Regions from separate parts of the Homo sapiens genome. Here region 1 is linked to region 2. A link is an interaction called in ENCODE POLR2A ChIA-PET data of the cell type or tissue named here. Cell type or tissue: HepG2. All regions are shown on one strand. Each heading gives the region's core, and the rest is flanking DNA. Links, peaks and the distances in the headings are about the cores only. Region 1 overlaps SGK1 (serum/glucocorticoid regulated kinase 1). Region 2 overlaps CT69 (cancer/testis associated transcript 69).

What was found. ChIA-PET counts read pairs that join two places held together with the same protein. Peaks named below come from ENCODE experiments on the same cell type or tissue, not always from the same donor. Only the 100,000 strongest peaks of a DNase experiment are listed, where the experiment ranks them.
Region 1: POLR2A ChIA-PET joins it to region 2 with 10 read pairs; 4 of 35 experiments call an interaction of 5 or more read pairs at or near these places.

The regions. Positions count from the first base shown.
Region 1 is chr6:134,194,054-134,203,335 of GRCh38, reverse strand. All of the region lies in intron 3 of SGK1 (serum/glucocorticoid regulated kinase 1), which reads left to right. Among named protein-coding and RNA genes, the nearest start is that of SGK1, 120 kb to the left of the region's middle. In HepG2, for the core only: no CTCF peak of the experiment used is centred there; a DNase peak (open chromatin) is centred at 5,145.
Region 2 is chr6:134,422,143-134,431,424 of GRCh38, reverse strand. It overlaps CT69 (cancer/testis associated transcript 69), which reads left to right. Exons shown (of 5, transcript NR_125852.1): 5 at 2,210-2,395. Among named protein-coding and RNA genes, the nearest start is that of LINC01010, 11 kb to the left of the region's middle. In HepG2, for the core only: no CTCF peak of the experiment used is centred there; no DNase peak of the experiment used is centred there.

The DNA.
Region 1 (9,282 bases), core at 4,097-6,596, 230 kb after region 2:
CCTGTTGACTTTCTAGTTATCCTCTTTGCATCACATTTTCAGTGGTGCTCTGAAGATTACAATAAATGACTTTATTTTTATTTTTATTTTTTTGAGACAGAGTCTCACTCTGTTGCCCAGGCTGGGGTGCAGTGGCACAATCTTGGCTCTCTGTGACCTCCACCTTCTGGGTTCAAGTAATTCTCCTGTCTCAGCCTCCCAGGTAGTGGGATTACAGGCACGTGCCACCACGCCTGGCTAATTTTTGTATTTTTAGTAGAGACGGGGTTTCAGTATGTTGGCCAGGCTGGCCTCGATCTCTTGACCTCAAGTGATCTGCCCACCTCGGCCTCCCAAAGAGCTGGCATTACAGGCATGAGCCACTGTACCCAGCTGAGAATAAATGACTTTAAATTTTCATAGACCATCGTCAAAATTTGCAAACAATGTAGGTGCATCTACCCCACTCTACCCTCATCTTTTATATTATAGCTGTCATATGTATTATCTATATATGTACTAAACCCTACAGTACAGTGCATTTTTTAAAAAATAAGGGGAAAATTATCTTTTGTTTTTATCCAGATATTTGCCATTTCTGATGTTCTTCATTTCTTCCTGAAAATCTGTTTCTCTCTGGTATCATTTCCCTTTAGCCTGGAAATTTTCCTTTAGGATTTCTTTTTTTTCATGTTTTTATTATTTTTTTGAGATAGAATCTTGCTCTGCCACCCAGGCTGCAGTGCAGTGGCGAGACCTCAGCTCACTGCAACTTCCACCTCCCGGGTATAAGCAATTCTCCTGTCTCCTGTCTCAGCCTCCCAAGTAGCTGGGATTACAGGTGCATGCCACCATGCCTGGCTAATTGTATTTTTAATAGAGACAGGGTTTCACCATGTTGGCCAGGCTGGTCTTGAACTCCTGACCTCAAGTGATCCACTCACCTCAGCCTCCCAAAGTGCTGGGATTACAGGAGTGAGCCACCGCGCCTGGCCAGGATTTCTTATAAGTCTTCTGGCAGTGAAATATCTTAGTTTTCTTTTATCTACATGATATGTCTTTATAAATGGAAATACCTTTATTTCATTCTTGAAGGATATTTTTGCTAGATATGGAATTCTGCGTGGCTACTTTGTTTTTCTTTCTTTCATAACTTTAAAGATATTGGTTCTTGTCTTCTGGCCTGTAGAGTTTCTGATGAGAAGTCAACAATGTTTACATTATTGCTATGCTGAATGTAACGTGTAGTCTTTTACTGGCTGCTGTAATTTTATTTTTATTTTTATTTTTATTTTTTATCAGTTTGACTATGATGTGCCTAGAGTAGAATCTATATTCTTTAAGATGTAGATCTCTCAGGTTTAGGAAGTTAAATATTCTTCTAGTTCGCTAGTAGTTTTCTCACAGTTTGAAACTAGGTGACGCAATTGTTTCTCCCGTGGTTTCTACACTGCAGCATGCCCTTTCTTCTCCAGCACATCAGCACTTGGAAACTCTTTCTAACTGCCTTGAATTCTGATAAGTGCAAACACAAGCTTGAGCAGCTCCATAGCCATCCATCCACAACACCAAATCTTATGAGCCTGTAAATGGATTCTTTACAAAGGCCATGTTCTAGTCATGGTTGCAGTACGAGTTTTATTACTGTAACTTTTACAAATTCCTGAAATGATTTTAATAATACAAGAAATAATAGGTCGGGTGTGGTGGCTCACACCTGTAATCCCAGCACTTTGGGAGGCTGAGGCAGGTGGATCACCTGAGATCAGGAGTTCAAGACCAGCCTGGCCAACATGGTGAAACCCCGTCTCTACTAAAAATACAAAAATTAGCTAGGCCTGGTGGTGTCTGCCTGTAATCCCAGCTACTCAGGAGGCTGAGGCAGAAGAATTGCTTGAACCCAGGAGGCAGAGGTTGCAATGAGCCGAGATTGGGCCACTGTACTCCAGCCTGGGCAACAGAGCGAGACTCTATCTCCAAAAAAGAAAAAGAAATAAGGCTGGGTGTGGTGGCTCACGCCTGTAATCCCAGCACCTTGGGAGGCCGAGACGGGCGGATCATGAGGTCAGGAGATGGAGACCATCCTGGCTAACACGGTGAAACCCTGTCTCTACTAAAAATACAAAAAATTAGCTGGGCATGGTGACGGGCACCTGTAGTCCCAGTTATGCAGGAGGCTGAGGCAGGAGAATGGCGTGAACCCAGGAGGCAGAGGTTGCAGTGAGCTGAGATCGCGCCACTGCACTCCAGCCTGGGGGACAGAGTGAGACTCCATCTCAAAAAAAAAAAAAGAAGAAAAGAAAAAGAAATAATACAAAAAATGACAATGTTTTTGTCATTTTTTATGGAAAATATATTCCAGTGAATGGAGTATTTTCATTCAAAATCAGTCATCATCAGAGAGTATTTTATTTATTTAATGTAGTGTGTAATCTGTTTTTTGTTTTGTTTTTGAGACAAGGTCTCACTCTGTCACCCAGGCTGGAGTGCAGTGGCATGATCTCAGCTCACTGTAGCCTCAGCCTACTGGGCTCAAGCGATCCTCCTGCCTCAGCCCCACAAGAAGCTGGGACTATAAGCACATGCCACCACACCCAGCTAATTTCTTGTATTCTTGTAGAGACGGGGTTTCTCCATGTTGCCCAGGCTGGTCTTGAACTCCTGAGCCCAAGTGATCCACCTGCCTTGGCCTCCCAAAGTGCTTGGATTACAGGTGTGAGCCAGCATCTGGCCTGATACACAGTTTAAATAGAGTTAAATATTAGGGGTAGTTAGTCCACATTGCTTGATAGAAATAGAAGTTAAATAAAAACATGATTTTGTGAAGAATTAAGGAATTATTCAAGGTAGTTTCATTACGTGAAATCTGGTAGAATTGCCTAGATTTTGACATTCACTCTTTTTGTGTGAGTGCCAGACGACAGGACTAGCGTGCTCAGTTGCTATGTGTAGATAGATACTGGTATACAGTTGGAAAAACAAAAGTCATTTTTTAAGTCTTTCTTTTTTATCATTATAACATAAAAGTGGCATATGCTCATCATAGGGAAAAAATGAAAAATAGAGAAAGGAAGAAAATTGATCACCCGTCATCTTACTGCTCACACTTTTGTTCACAGGGCTTAGAATTTCTCATGCATTCCCAGCATTTGTTCAGACAGTAAGCAAACAGGCTGCACAAGTTTAGGTTCTTTCCTGTTATCTTTGTTTTTAGCCTTTGAAACCTGAGTTGTTTGTTTTTGTACACCTTTGTTTTTCAATCGCTGGTCCTGCAGTGGCCTATAATTTCCTCTTGAATGAGAATTTCAAGGTAGAATGAGTTTCTTCATACTTTCAAAATGTGTGTTTTTCCCCAGTACTATTATTGGCAACACAGATAATGTTCTTTGCTTAGAGAAAACCAGATAATGAAGTGGTTAAACAACAAGATTGATTTGCAAGCCATTATTTTAGCTAGACACTGGTTTTGCCAGGTAAGAAACATAATTCTTTGATGTTCCCCTGGCCTTTTACTTGATGTCCCTTTTTAACAAGACAATTCTACCACTGGGGTTTTTTAAATGTCTAGATTTCTTTCAAACAAAAATTAAAGAGCAAGAATCATTACTGTATAAATTTTTCCCAGAGGAGAAAATTTAATTTTTCCTTATATTTCCAGGATTATGCGTTGTTCATATATATATATATTTTTTTCTACATTTATTTTTCTTTCTTTTTTTAACTTTTGTTTTAGGTTTGGTGGTACATTTGAAGGTTTGTACATAAGTAAACTCTCTTTCTTTTTTTTTTTTTTTTTTTGAGAGAGAGTCTTGCCCTGTCGCCCAGTCTGGAGTGCAGTGACGCAATCTCAGCTCACTGCAACCTCCGCCTTTCAGGTTCAAGCCATTCTTCTGTCTCAGCCTCCTGAGTAGCTGGGATTACAGGCACCCGCCACCACGCCTGGCTAATTTTTGTATTTTTAGTAGAGATCCGGTTTCACCATGTTGGCCAGACTGGCCTAGAACTCCTGAGCTCAAGTGATCTGCCTGCCTTGGCCTCCCAAAGTGCTGAGATTACAGGCGTGAGCCACCATGCCGGGCCAGCATAGGTAAGCTCTTGTCACAGGGGTTTGTTGTGCAGACTGTTTCATCACCCAGGTATTAAGTCCATTATCCAATAGTTATCTTTTCTGCTCCTCTTCACCCTCCCATCCTCTATCATCAAGTAAACCATAGTGTCTGTTGTTTCCGTCTTTGTGTTTCTAAGTTCTCATCATTTAGCTCCTATATGTTTTCTCATAGTTCATCACATTAAAAAAATCAGCTCAAGCTGGGTGTGGTGGCTTGCACGTATGGTCCCAGCTACTAAGGAAGATGAGGCAGAAGGATGGCTTGAGCCCAAGAGTTGGAGGCTGCGGTGAGCCATGATCATGCCATTGCACTCCAGCCTGGGTGACGGAGCGACACCTTGTCTTCAAAATAAGTAAATACAAGAATAAATAAATAAATAAAAATTAGCTCAAATTTCTGGGGACTTAGGAATCACTACTGGTAGCTCATGCCTATAATTCCAGCTACTCAGGAGGCTGAGGCAGGAGGATCACTTGAGGCCAGGAGTAAGACCCTGTTTTCAAAAAAAAAAAAAAAAAAAATAGAAAAAGAGAAAAAGAAGAAAAAAAATCACTATAAAGTGGTATATCCATATTTACTCAGGAGCAGTAATAGTTTATGTACCAAATGTAGAAATAAAATGATTCATAATTTGAAAACATATGGACTACAGAAATATTTTAGTATTTCAGAGAATATATAAAATGATATCATTGGATTAATACAAGCAGAGGAAGGACTTCAGTACATGAATTTTTTAAAGTAAAGAAAACAATTTCTAGATTTTTTCTCTTGAAAAGCAAAATACTCATATTTATAGCTAGAAAACAATTGCTTGTCTGCCGAAGTATGGCATTATCTAACAAAAGAGAAAAATGTGATAAAAGTTAAACATCATCTGCTTACACAAGAATTTTCCATCTGATACATGTTGGCCAGTATATTCATGGTAGACTTTGCCTCCTGATATTACAGATAAATTATCTAGTAAAAATCTGTGGACACATGAAAATCCTGTGGGTTGACTAACCTTGTTTACTCAGGTCATAACTACAAAGCGGTAGCTATCTCAGTAATAAAATCGTCTTACACACAGTGAAGAATTCCAAAGTCTCATAGTGTCATCAGTGGGAGCAGAGATGAAGCTAGGATTTGAAAAGAACAAGGACACAGTCATAAGAACCTAAATTATCCTTTGGCCTATATCTTGTATACCCTCCACCTCATTAAACAAAAATTCTGTGCAAAGATTGGCTTCCCTAGAGGCCACTTATGTTTCTTGTGGATGTTCACCCATAAATTTGGTCCCCCTGTTAACTGACATTTGGACTATTTTTGCTATTTTATTTTATTTTATTTTATTTTATATTTTATTTTATTTTATTTTATATTTTATTTTATTTTAATTTAATTTTATTTTATTTTATTTTATTTTATTCTTTGAGATGGAGTCTTGCTTTGTCGCCCAGGCAGTGCTCTCAGTGGCGCGATCTCAGTTCACTGCAACCTCCACCTCCCGGGTTCAAGTGATTCTCCTGCCTCTGCCTCCCAAGTAGCTGATATTACGGGCATCCGCCACCATGCCTGGCTAATTTTTGTATTTTTAGTAGAGATTAAGTTTCACCATGTTGGCCAGGCTGGTCTCAAACTCCTGACCTCAAGTGATCCACTGGCTTCAGCCTCCCAAAGTGCTGGGATTACAGGTGTGAACCACCACGCCCGGCCTACTTTTGCTTTTTATGTGTTGAAGCTTGATAAATAATGACCTCAACATAACAATAGCTGCTGATATTCTTGACCTATTAACTGAACTACAGATGGCTGGTCATAACTTTTTATGCCATCAAATGAAGGGCCCCCTTAAGACAATAAAAACATAACACCTTTGGGTAGACAGAAATGAGAAAAAAAATGTACAGACAAGTAGTACCACATCTCAAGTTAGAGTCTCCAACTTGCCAGCTATCTTCCACTACTCCCCAAAATAATTTCCTGTACATTAGGGTTTTTGTTGCTGTTGCTGTTGTTGGTTGTTTGAGACAGGGTCTTATTTTGTCACCCAGGCTGGAGTGCGGTAGTGCGATCACGGCTTACTGTGGCCTTGACCTCCCAGGTTCAAGCGATCCTCTTATCTCAGCCCCCCAAGTAGCTGGGACTACAGGCATAAGCTACCACGCCCAGCTAATTTTTTTGTTTTTTGTAGAGATGGGGTTTCACCATGTTGTCCAGGCTGGTCCCAAACTCCTAAGCTCAAGTGATCTGTCCGCCTCAGCCTCCTGAAGTGCTGGGATTATAGGCGTGAGTCACTGCACCCAGCCTTATACATTCAGTTTTTAACAAACTTTCTTGTCCATGGTATATGCACAATCAAATGTGTTGAAAAAATGAATACAATTAACACTGCCCAAAATTAAGGTAGATAGAGATTCATTCTGAAAGTCTTTTTGAAGACTTAATCCATCAGAAAGAGACCCACTCACTCTGTCACTCATACGTGGTTTTTGGCATCCCGTACTTCAACTCGAAGTTTTAAAAATCAATTTCTCTATCTTAGAACAGGTAACCACAATCATTCTCAGCTTCCTGAACCACATCTCTTTTAGTCAACTGACCTCACATCAGAGTTGGCCAGCAGGCCATGCACAGAGCAGCAGGAAACTGCCCGGTAGTGTACAATCTGTTGTGGTTGTGTCGTGAATTCTTGAGTCAGGCCTTCTGAGTTTGCCACAGATTTCAATGCTTACTACCTGTGTGACTTTGGGCAAATTATTATTATTTTATTATTATTATTTTAATTTTTTTTAGGGTAAATTATTATTTTTTCTTTGTTTTCTTTGTTTGAGACAGAGTCTCACTCTGTTGCCCAGGCTGGACTTGAACTCCTGGGCTCAAGTGATCCTCTTGGCCAGGCACGGTGGCTCATACCTGTAATCCCAGCACTTTGGGAGGCCAAGGCAGGTAGCTCACTTGAGCTCAGGAGTTCAAGACCAGCCTGGATAACATAGTGAGACCCCATCTCTTTTTAAATTTAAAAAAAATAAGTGATCCTCCCGCCTCACCCTCCAGAGTAGCTGGGATTACAGTCACGTGCCTGGCTGGGCAAATTATTTAACCCTCTGTCCTTTCATTTCTTATACATGCAAAAATGAAATAGTAATAATAGATTATAGAATTTTGTGGGGATTAAAAAAGATAATGCAGTAAAGGTATTTATAACTGTGTTAACATATAATTAGTGGTCAATTTATGTTAGCTCTTTTTACCTGGAGAAAGAATTATGTCATTTACATGGGATTACATTTATCTAGGATTACACTTTCATGGGATTTACTAACTATGGTTTGAAAGAAGAATGCATTTTGTTTTATCATTACTGTTACTATTTTATACATTACTGGACCCCAAACTTGTTTTTTCTGCTGAACCATGAAGCTTATAATTTGCTGTATTCCATTATCTGGAGCCCCAGACACAAAACTGATAAGCTTCCTGGAAATAGACATATGGCTAGACTTAAAATCCTCAAATTGGAGCGAACCTTAGTTGCCTAGTCATTTAGATAAAATATTGCATTCTTAAGCTAAGATCTAGAAAGCAAAAAGCACTTTGTTTTGCATGACTTAAACCATCTACAATGGTTTAGATGGTTCCAAGTTCAAGGATGGGTTATTTATTCCAGTGAGTAGGGAAATGTTATTTCTAAACTCTCTGTGTAAAGATACTTAGAGTCATGCTCATCTAGCATCTGAGTTATGTTTGGCAGTGAAAAGTTTGTCAGATCCTATCCTCACAACTGTCCTAGTGCCAAATGTGTGAATGTGTGACTATAGGCTCAGTTTAGCTCAACACAGAGAGGCCCCTCACTCTGCCTTGGATTGTGTAAATGAAGGGTTTAGCTTTCTGAAGCTTTCCAATTGGAGCAAAATCTGTTTCTGCGTTTGTGGAACTTACAATTTTCTCTTTCTCTTTGTTCTGACCAAAATTGCTTGTTATTTCTGCTGTTTTACTAAAGGCTAAACTAACAGTGTTTCACAATAGCTCGTTTTTCTAATTCCTCAGGATTCTTTTAAAACTATTTTCAGGCAGTATTTTCATGTGCTTATTTTATCCAAATCATTTATGTCCAAGATCTTTCATTTCCATAGTCCTAAAAGGCATTTTATGATAGCTAAAATGATACCAGGAAATTTTCTCACTTAAAAAATACAAGGAAAATATGAAATGCAACTTCATATTTTAATAAATCTGCTCTCATTATTTTGAATCAAACTAATATGGCAGCAGATCAAAAAGTCTAGTGGATTTTAACTGTAGCAAAAGTTAAAATGTCCTAAATTTTATTAAGTTAGGCATGCTGAAATATTCAGCCTTTAATGGCTTGCTTTTTGCCCAAGAAGTTTATCTCATAATACAGGATACATAATACTGTGGAAAGAAAAACTTGTAGGCCGGGTGCAGTGGTTCACGCCTGTAATCCCAGCACTTTGGGAGGCCGAGGCGGGCGCATCACTTGAGGTAAGGACTTCAAGACCAGCCTGGCCGACATGGTGAAACCTCGTCTCTACCAAAAAGTATAAAAATTAGCCAGGTATGGTGGTGTGCGCCTGTAATCCCAGCTACTCAGGAGACTGAGGCAGGAGAATCACTTGAACCCGGGAGGCGGCGGAGGTTGCAGCGAGCCGAGATCGTGCCACTGCACTCCAGCCTGGGTAACGGAGCGAGACTCCGTCTCAAAAAAAAAAAAAAAAGAAAAACTTTTGACAAATTGAATTTAACAGCTTATTTGAGCAAAGAATGATTCTCCAATCAAGCAGCCCTCAGAACCAAAGGAGGCTCAGAGAGTTCCACTGGGCAAATAGGTGGACAGGGAGCATTTATAGACAGAACTGGAAGTGAGGTACACAAACAGCTTGACTGGTTAAAGCTCCAAATTTGCCTTATTTGGGCATCGTCTGATCAGTTGGCATCCTGTGATTGGCTGAAGCTCAGTTGCTGTGATTAGCTGAAGTTTGGTTGCTGTGATTGGCTGAGACTCAGCTAGTTGTAACAAAAATATATATAGCATGTCGTTATAACATTGATGAGAAAAAAAAAAAAAGATTTCCAGCTGGGGCCACAGTCTGTGTAAAGTTCACACTTTCTCTTCATGTCTTTGTAGGTTTTCTCCATGTAACTCCACTTTCCTCCCACATCCCAAAGATATGCATGTTGAGGT
Region 2 (9,282 bases), core at 3,482-5,981:
CACACACACACACACACAAATGGTTGAAGAACACATGGTTCCTCTGTCATTCAGGACCTGATGCTTAGCATTAGAAGAGTCAACTCAATCCCAAACATCCACTCTCATGACTAACAGTATTCAAACCCCAGGGAAACACATCTCCATTTGTCTTCTCCACATCTCTTCCCTTAACGATTCTCCAAACAGGATGGGCACGGTGGCTCACACCTGTAATCCCAGCACTTTGGGAGGCCAAGGCAGGCGGATTACGAGGTCAAGAGATGGAGACCATCCTGGCCAACATGGTGAAACCCTGTCTCTACTAAAAATACAAAAATTAGCTGGGCGTAGTGGCGCGTGCTTGTAGTCCCAGCTACTCAGGAGGCTGAGGCAGGAGAATCTCTTGAACCGGGGAGGCGGAGGTTGCAGTGAGCCGAGATCGCGCCACTGCACTTCAGCCTTTAGCCTCTTGACAGAGAGAGACTCTGTTTCAAAATAAAAAAAAGGAAAGAAAAGAAAACCATTCTCCAAACAAAAGGCAACTATCTGAAAGCTATTAAATTGTAGGTTGGGTCATTACCTACATAAGAGAAAAACACTGCTTCCTTCACATTGCAGAGGAATTTCAGCAGGCAGGTGTTTCGGGAACTGGAAAGACAAATTAATGAACTTGCTGTTATAGATTAAATGGTGTTCTCCCCAAATGTTTATGTTGAAGCCCTAACCCTCAGTACCTCAGCATGTGACCATATTTGAAGAAAGGGTCTTTAAAGATGTAATTAAGTTAAAATGAGATCATTCAAGCTGGCCCTAGTCTCATAAGACTGATTTTTTATAAGACGTTCGGACACAGACACACATAGAGGGAAGACCATATGAAGACACAAGGAGAAGACAGACACCTACAAGCCAAAAAGAGAGGCTTCAGAAGAAACCAACTCTGACAACACTTTGATCTTGCCACCCAGTCATTTTGTTATGGCAGGCTTAGGAAACTAATACACTTGCCAAACTCTTCCTCTCAGAGAGCATAACAAAATATTGGTTCCCAATTGTGCCAGTTTCCTGTTTCTCTTTGTATTCTAATTTATGGTTCCTAGTAGCACCTCCACATTCTGGCCCTGGTCCTGTACCTGAAAAAGCTCCACCCTGGCCCTCCTCTGGCCGTGCCTTTCCTCACAGGCCTAGTAGTACAGAGGGCCAAGGTATGCCTACCTGAAGCCCATCTCTCTTCCCACTCTAGATTTCCCTGCACAAGTAGTCCTGGGCCCATTGCCAGGACCTGTACGGGCCTCGTCCCTGAATCCTTTCTCCTAACGATTGATTATGCCACCACTCTGCACACCACTAAGTCTGAGAGATGGCCCAGAGCAGCTGTTTGTGTGTGATATGGTCAGAGCTTGAACATGCAGACTGGGATATCCATATGCAAGTATGCAAGATCCCACAAGACATGGGGGTGGAGCTGAAGGTGGCAAGAGAAGGGGGTGTGAAAAGTAGGAGTGAGAGCTGGGGGCTGGAGGACAGATTTACTTACACTTTTTTACTTATTCCTTCTGACATGGTTCTCTGAGAAGACCAAGAGTTCTAAATTTGAACGTGACTTTCCAGATCAACAACGTATATTCACAAGATTAGGAAATAGAAAATGTTTGATGTTATTGTTTGTTAATATGATTTACACCTTCTAAATATTTAGACACATGTTGTGTGGGTCTTCACATATTGCTTCAGGCCCCACAAATATTAAGAGCAGGCTTGGTGGTTCTAGAGGAACTCTTGAATTAGAGCAGTATTTTCTATAGTTGCTCATGGAGAATGGGGAACATTTTGCAATACTAAACAATTCATATTACTCTTATATTTGTATCTACATAGGTCTAGACATAATATGTGAAGTATGATACCAATTTTAGTATCAGCAATAGGTGAATATTAAAATTAAAATTGCAAATAGTTGTGTTTTGTAAATATCATAAAGGCTTTTTAAAAACTCAACAAAAATTTTAGCTAGTTGAAATAATTTTGATTTAAATTCTTATTAGATATTTATTATAATTTGTATTTTACTTTTAATTTTAATTATTTTAAATATTTCAGATGAAAAATATATTTTAGGAGCACATATAATTTTATTTTCCTTACTGCGATTTTGTATTTTTTGACAAAAATACATTACATTTTGTACACATTGATTATAATTACACTTTCTGTTTTATTCCTATAGAAAAAGAAAAAAAATGGCATTATGATACAAACAGAAAATGTAACAGTGGAGTGCAGAAAATACAAAAAAAAGGAAAAAATAAATAGAAAATCTTCAAAGAGGCAATCTGTTTAAATCTTCAAGAACTGGAAACAGTAAAAGTGAACAGGTTTTTATTGAGCATGTCAATAAAATGTTTGCATAAGACTTTACAAGTGCTTTATTTCATGAGGTTTTTATTATTGATCAAAGCAACGAAAATGAACGGGAAATTCATTCTCATCAAATCTACAACTTGGGAGGAGGTCCGATGAAATCCCTGGAAGCTCACATTTTTTATAAATGAAGAGTTAATTACCGGTGGGAACAATGAGAACCTCTGTGGTTCTTCCTGATGCTTGGATCCTCCCAGACCTCTGTTTCCAGTCTCCTTCTCCACAACCTGGCCTATGCGATGCAAGTGGTCTAACTGATCTCCGCCTAGGGAAGGATCCTTCGGCAACTTGCCGACAAGAGAAGCAGCGATGCCCGAGGCAGGTCCAAAGGAGCACTGACTGCGTGGGATTGATTACACTGGAGGAACAAAAGGTCCTGTGGCTACACAAGTTTGAAAAGCAGAAGGTACAATCATTGTATTTCTGGCAGACTTTTCAAAGACTTTAATATATGAATCCCTCATATGAATCTCCTGGAGGATTATATAATAGGCAGATCTCCCAGCCATTTTCACTGAACAGTTCTTAGAATTGGTATCCTTGAAAAATTTCACCTAACCACTCAATATGGTAGCCACTAGTCCTGGGTGGCTATTGAGCACCTGAAATTTGCCTAGTCTGAATTAAGACACATTCTAAGAATAAAGCACACTGTATTTCAAAGGCAGTACAAAAATAAAAAAGAATGTAAGCTGTCTCAATAATAATTTTTGTATTGAATACGTGTTGAAATGATGTTATTTTTGATATATTGAGTGAAATAAATTGTATTGCTAAAATGAATTTTACTTGTTTTGTTTTACTTGTGCAATGAGGTTACTAGATAATATAAAATTCTGTCTGTGGTTTGCATTATTTTTCTAGGATGATAATGAGCTAGAGGACAGCATGTATGTAAGACCTTCAGGATTTAGAGTCTGGCTATCTCTCCAGCTCTCTGTCTAAATACTGTCTTGCTTTGGGTTCCCATCTCTCCAGATCGCTTAAAGAAACCCCTCCCTGTCCCTGCCAACAACCACCACAGCAGACAGCCTGACATCTCTATCTCTTGCTCATTTCAACTTATGGGATGACATCTGGCCAACACTTATTCAGCCTTCAGGTATTAAGCAACAATCACCCACACAGGAAGCCTATCTGGAAATCCAGGCACACCTATCCCCTGGCCTGATTAGGTGGCCTTTCTCCATGCATCTATCATTTCCTGTGTACACCTCTATCCTAAACTCACTATATGGTTTTATAAGCATCTGCTTATGTATCTCTCTTCTAATACATTGTGAGCATCTTGAGGGCAGAGATAGGTCTTACCTTTTTTTTTCTTCAACAGAGTCTTGCTCTGTCGCTCAGGCTGGAGTGCAGTGGTGCGATTCCAGCTCACTGCAACCTCCACTTCCCAGGTTCAAGTAATTCTTGGGCCTCAACCTCCCAAGTAGCTGGGATTACAGGCGTGCACCACCATGCCCAACTAATTTTTGTATTTTCAGTAGAAATGGGGTTTCACCATGTTGGCCAGGCTGGTCTCGAACTCCTGGCCTCAAGTCATCCACCTGCCTTGGCCTCCCAAAGTGCAGGGATTACGGGCGTGAACCACTGCCCACACAAGTTCTTACTTATTTTTATATCTCTAGCACTAATCACAGTGCCTGGTGTATTAGGCCCTCAATACATATTTAGTAAATGATTTAAGAATGAAGTAGACACGGTTCCCACCTTAAAAGAGCAAAGCTAGAAGAGGAGGCAGATATGTAAATAGATAGTTAAAATGTGTTGCTTTAAATAGTGTTAAAAAATGGTGTTATTTTGAGTTGTATGAAAACTCTGAGCAGAGAATCTAACAGGGCTGGCTCTGTGGGCATACGACCCATGCTGTGGCACAGACCCTGCACTTACAAGAGCCTAGTGCTTAGTTTAATACTCTGTGGTCACTATCTTGATATTCTTAATAATTTTTCAACACGCAGTTGCACATTTTCATTTTGCTCCAGGCCTTTCAAATTCTGTAGCTGATCCTGCACTAACCCATGTGGGACTAGGATGGGGTTGGAAAGTTGAGGAAGAGTGTCTGAAAGAACTAAATGAAGCTGGGCTGGGAAACGGGATGGGGAAACCCATCAAAGCAAAAGGAACTGTCTGCACAAAGGCTCAGAAGTTCAAGAGTACATGGCTGGCAGCACACCCAGGCTGCAGGACAGCAGACCGGAAGGAGCAGCAGTAGAGTGAATGCGCTGCTCCAGAGTGGACTTTACACTGAAGACCATGAAGAAGCTTTGTGTGGATTCAGGTGGAAGAGTCGTATGTTTAGATTTGCATTTTAGAAAACTTACTCTAGGGAGAGGGTTAGAATATTTTGGTGGTGTTGGTAAGGGAAAAGAGGTGTACAGATTAAAGAGCTGAAGCAGGATTACCAGGGAAGAGGCTACTGAGTAGACTAGATGAGGTGAAGCCAGCATGAGCTGAGAATGTGTTGTGGGACAGAAGAGAGACCTAGGCTGGGTGTGGTGGCTCATGCCTGTAATCTCAGTACTTTGGGTGGATGGCTTGAACTCAGGAGTTTGAGACCAGCTTGGGTAACATGGTGAGACCCTGTCTCTAATATATATATATGTATATACCAAAAAAAAAAAATAAATAAATAAAACGCCTGGCTGGGTGCAGTGGCACACACCTGTAATCCCATCTACTCAGGAGACTGAGGTGGGAGGATCAGCTAAGCCCAGGAGGTTGAGGCTGCAGTGAGCTCTGATTGCACCACTGCACTCTAGAGCTTGAGCAACAGAGTAAGAACTTCAAAAAGAAGAAAGAAAGAAGGAAAGAAAGAAAGAAAGAAAGAGAGAGAGAAAGAAAGAAAGAGAGAAAGAAAGAAAGAAAGAAAGAGGGAGAGGGAGGAAGGAAGGAAGGAAGGAAGGAAGGAAGGAAGGAAGGAAGGAAGGAAAGGAGACCTGAAAGAAGCAGAATCAATGGGATTTGACAGTCCATAGAATGTGGGAGCTAAGGTAGGAAGGCAGGTCAAGGATGCCTCCCAGATTCCAGTGAGTCAATGTTTTGTGTTTCTTCTCTATGTATAGATTGTTTTGTTTGTGTGCTTTCTCACCAATGAAGCGTGAACAAACTCCACACATCTACATGATTACTTTTTATTTCTGAGCTATTATGTCATCCAAACGTGGTCTTTGTGTTGTCTCTAGAAGTTGAATGTTTCTATTAATGGCAATGTGGCCGTGGTCTTTTAGAAAACAGGCTGGTTCTTGCTTTTTTGGCAGAGTTATTGGAAGGGCAATCGCAGCCCTCATCCTCTTGATGTAGGGTGAATGCCCAGTGGGTGCCCTCTGCTTCTCAGTTAACATCTCACAACAACATCCTGTCACTGAGATTGTTTTTTCCATATTTGGAGACAAGAAAACAATGACTCAGGTTAAGTAAAAGTTAATAGCAGAGTGCGGTGGCTCATGCCTGTAATCCAAGTACTTTGGGAGACCGAGGCAGGAGGATCGCCTGAAGCTTAGAGTTTGAGAGTAACCTGGGCAACATAGTGAAATCCTCATCTCTATAAGAAAAATTTTTTTAAAATTAGCCAGGTGTGGTGTCACATGCCTGTAGACCCAGCTACTGGGGAGGCTGAGGCAAGAGGATCGCTTGAGTTTAGGAATTTCAGCCTATAGTGAGCTATGCTCACTCCACTGCACTCCAGCCTAGGTGATAGAGTGAGGCCTTGGCTCTAAAAAAAAGAATAAACAAAGAATAAAAAGAGATAATAAGTAGAAAAGAAAAGATTCAAAGCCCTTTTTTCTGCTGTCATGTTCTACACTCTTTCTATCAAATAACACTTGCCTCAAGGGACTAACCAAAGAAAAATTGAACATACAGATGATCTTCACCTCAATATTCCTAAGCTTTCTTCCTTTGCCCATCATTTTTATGGTGGAGATGGCTGAAAAAGAATATAAACTGTAAATAATATGAGTAAGAGGGGAGAGAATCACAAGAGTAGAAGAGTTATAATATTCATTAAATGACTACAGAGGCAGGGAAAACCCGAGTGTGATGACATTAACATGGTCATGAAAAAGTCATAGAGAATCACAGTTACACAACACTATAGGTGAATGCACCTGCTTGATCTCTCTTGTCATATCACCTCCCCCATTCTCTTTTCTTCATAGCATTTATACTGTTTTATAGCATCCTCTGAGATTATCCTAATTATCCTGTGTTTATTAATATTTACTAATAATTATTTAGCTCCTGCATTCGAATTTTCAATTCCTTTGGGCAAGGATCATGGTGTTTTGTTCAATGCTGCATCCCCAGAGCCTAGAAAAACATTGGTGCATAGTAATTACTCAATAAATATTTGTTGAATGAATGAATGTCATCAAAAAGCAGCCAGAGGAAAATGACTTTTAAGCAACATGGTATAAACAAAAAAACTAGCTGAACTTGTTTTACTTATCAACATTGGTTATGAAAGGTTGTATATAACCAATACTTACAGGGTAATTTCTTTTCCTACAACTGATACAACTGATATTTCCTAAAAATATAAAAGGAAGTCTCAAAAATCCCTGAAAGATATGCAAGTAATCTCAGGGGGAAAAAAGTTACAAAGATTACTTCATTATAAGGCACTAAAAAGGAAACTTATAAAAGCCACGCTGTATTTTCCTGTTAGGGCAGTGTTAAATAAATTACTCAGCAAATTCTCAAGTTGTGTAAGAATAGTGCTTTGGCCCAAAATTTAGGAGCCAGTAAGTCAAACTGGAAATAAGACCATTTTTTTTTTAATGGACAATGAGCACTCACTCTCTGAAATTCTCATCTTTTATCTTACTGTAGTTTTTTTAAATACTTATGTCATTTTTACCAAATAGTAGAATTATTTTTATACATTGGAAACTGAAAAGCTGATCTTGTGCCTTTCTTATATAAATAACCTTTTTGAATAAAAAGATAAACATGAATGAATAAAGAAGTAGACTCCAAGTTTTAAACAGTCTACTTACAAAGAGTGTTTTAAAGCATCACCATTTTGTAAGTTGGGAACTGTCTGTATTTTTTATTTTATTTTATTTTATTTTATTTTATTTTATTTTATTTTTTTTGAGACAGAGTCTTGCTCTGTCATCCAGGCCGGCGTGCAATAGAGTCATCTTGGCTCACTGCAACATCCAACCCCTGGGTTCAAGTGATCCTTCTGCCTCAGCCTCCCAAGTAGCTGGGGTTACAGGTGTGTGCCACCACGCCTGGCTAATTTTTGTATTTTTAGTAGAGACAGAATTTCACCATGTTGGCTAGAATGTTCTTGAACTCCTAACCTCAAGTGATCCACCCGCCTCGGCCTCCCAAAGTGCTGGGATTACAGGCGTGAGCCACCGCTCCTGGCTAGTATTTATACGTAGTAAACAATATCTTATAGGCCTTTCATCACAGACCAACTTTTCTTAAACTCATCAGTATTTAAAACGTCTGCTTCTTAGGAATTCCTTCTTGTATGAAACTATGTCTTCTAAACATTCTTTTGGCAATTCTTTAAACAAATAATAACTGATACCTACGACAATTGCCAAATTCTTCTTGTTTCTAAATTCTCCTTTGCAGTTTAATAAAAACAGTCATATTCTCTCCTGCAAAGTTCCTGTATCTCTTCTCCCTTTCCTTTTGGGGATCATAAACCATAAGTAGCCATCTTTCATAGCTTTTACTTACACATTTTCCCTACACTTTCACTTGTGTTTTACAGTCAGAAAAGAAGAGCAACGGTTAACGCAGACACAAGAGTGTGCAAGCCAGCCCCAGTCCTTCCTCACCTCCCACCCAACAGCATCAGCCTTGCCCTGTCTTCCCCAGACATGGCCACAAATCTATCTAATCACTTATTCTCAGTTTCCTCTTCCTGAACCCTCCCAACACCAAAAGTGGCAGCTCTGACAGAAAAATACCAAACCCACTTCCATCTGAGTTCCCTAGGTTTGGTGTAGTCAAAACAACTGCTTCGCCAGTTGACTCATCTCACAGGTCACTCACCAACTCATGGTCGTCATCATTATCTATAGACCATGGAACATTCTATCCATCTGGTTAGAAAAGTGACTAATAGTGTTGGGATTTTTTTCGCCACAAAAACAAGCATTCCGTCTCTTTCATTTTGGTGTGGAATGTGAGGCCTCCATTGCTGAGTACTTTCACCACTGTGATTGAGGAAATTTTCATTTGGTAAGAAATTGAGCTCATGATGAAGACGTGTTTACTAATAGCTGTCTGTACTTCTGTTTTATTTTTACCGTACTTGGGAATTGTATTGCCTCTAGGTTTATCTATCTTGAATTCTAAGCATAACTGGGAAATGAGTTAAAAATTCCATATAAAGATTTGGCTTTTCTTTGACCAATAATGCAGTGGAATGCAGAAGTGGGAGGTACAGGTAGAAAGAGAGAGAGGAAATGCATTTTCCCTGGTGCAGAGTAACCTTCTGGTTCTGTTAAAGTTAAAAAAAAATTACTAGCTATTCTGTGTTAAAAGTAGCCTTAAATTTTTTAAATTACTATGATATTGAGGCTGAGCACAGTGGCTCATGCCTGTAATCCCAGCACTTTGGGAGGCCAAGGCAGGCGGATCACCTGAGGTCAGGAGTTCGATACCAGCCTGGCCAACGTGGTGAAACCCCATCTCTACTAAAAATACAAAAATTAGCCAAGTATGGTGGCAGGTGCCTGTAATCCCAGCTAGTTGGGAGGCCGAGGCGGAAGAATCTCTTGAACCTGGGAGGCGGAGTTTGCAGTGAGCCGAGATCGCACCACTGTACTCCAGCCTGGGGGACTGAGCAAGACTCTGTCTCAAAAATAAATAAATAAATAAATAAATAAATACATAAATAAATAA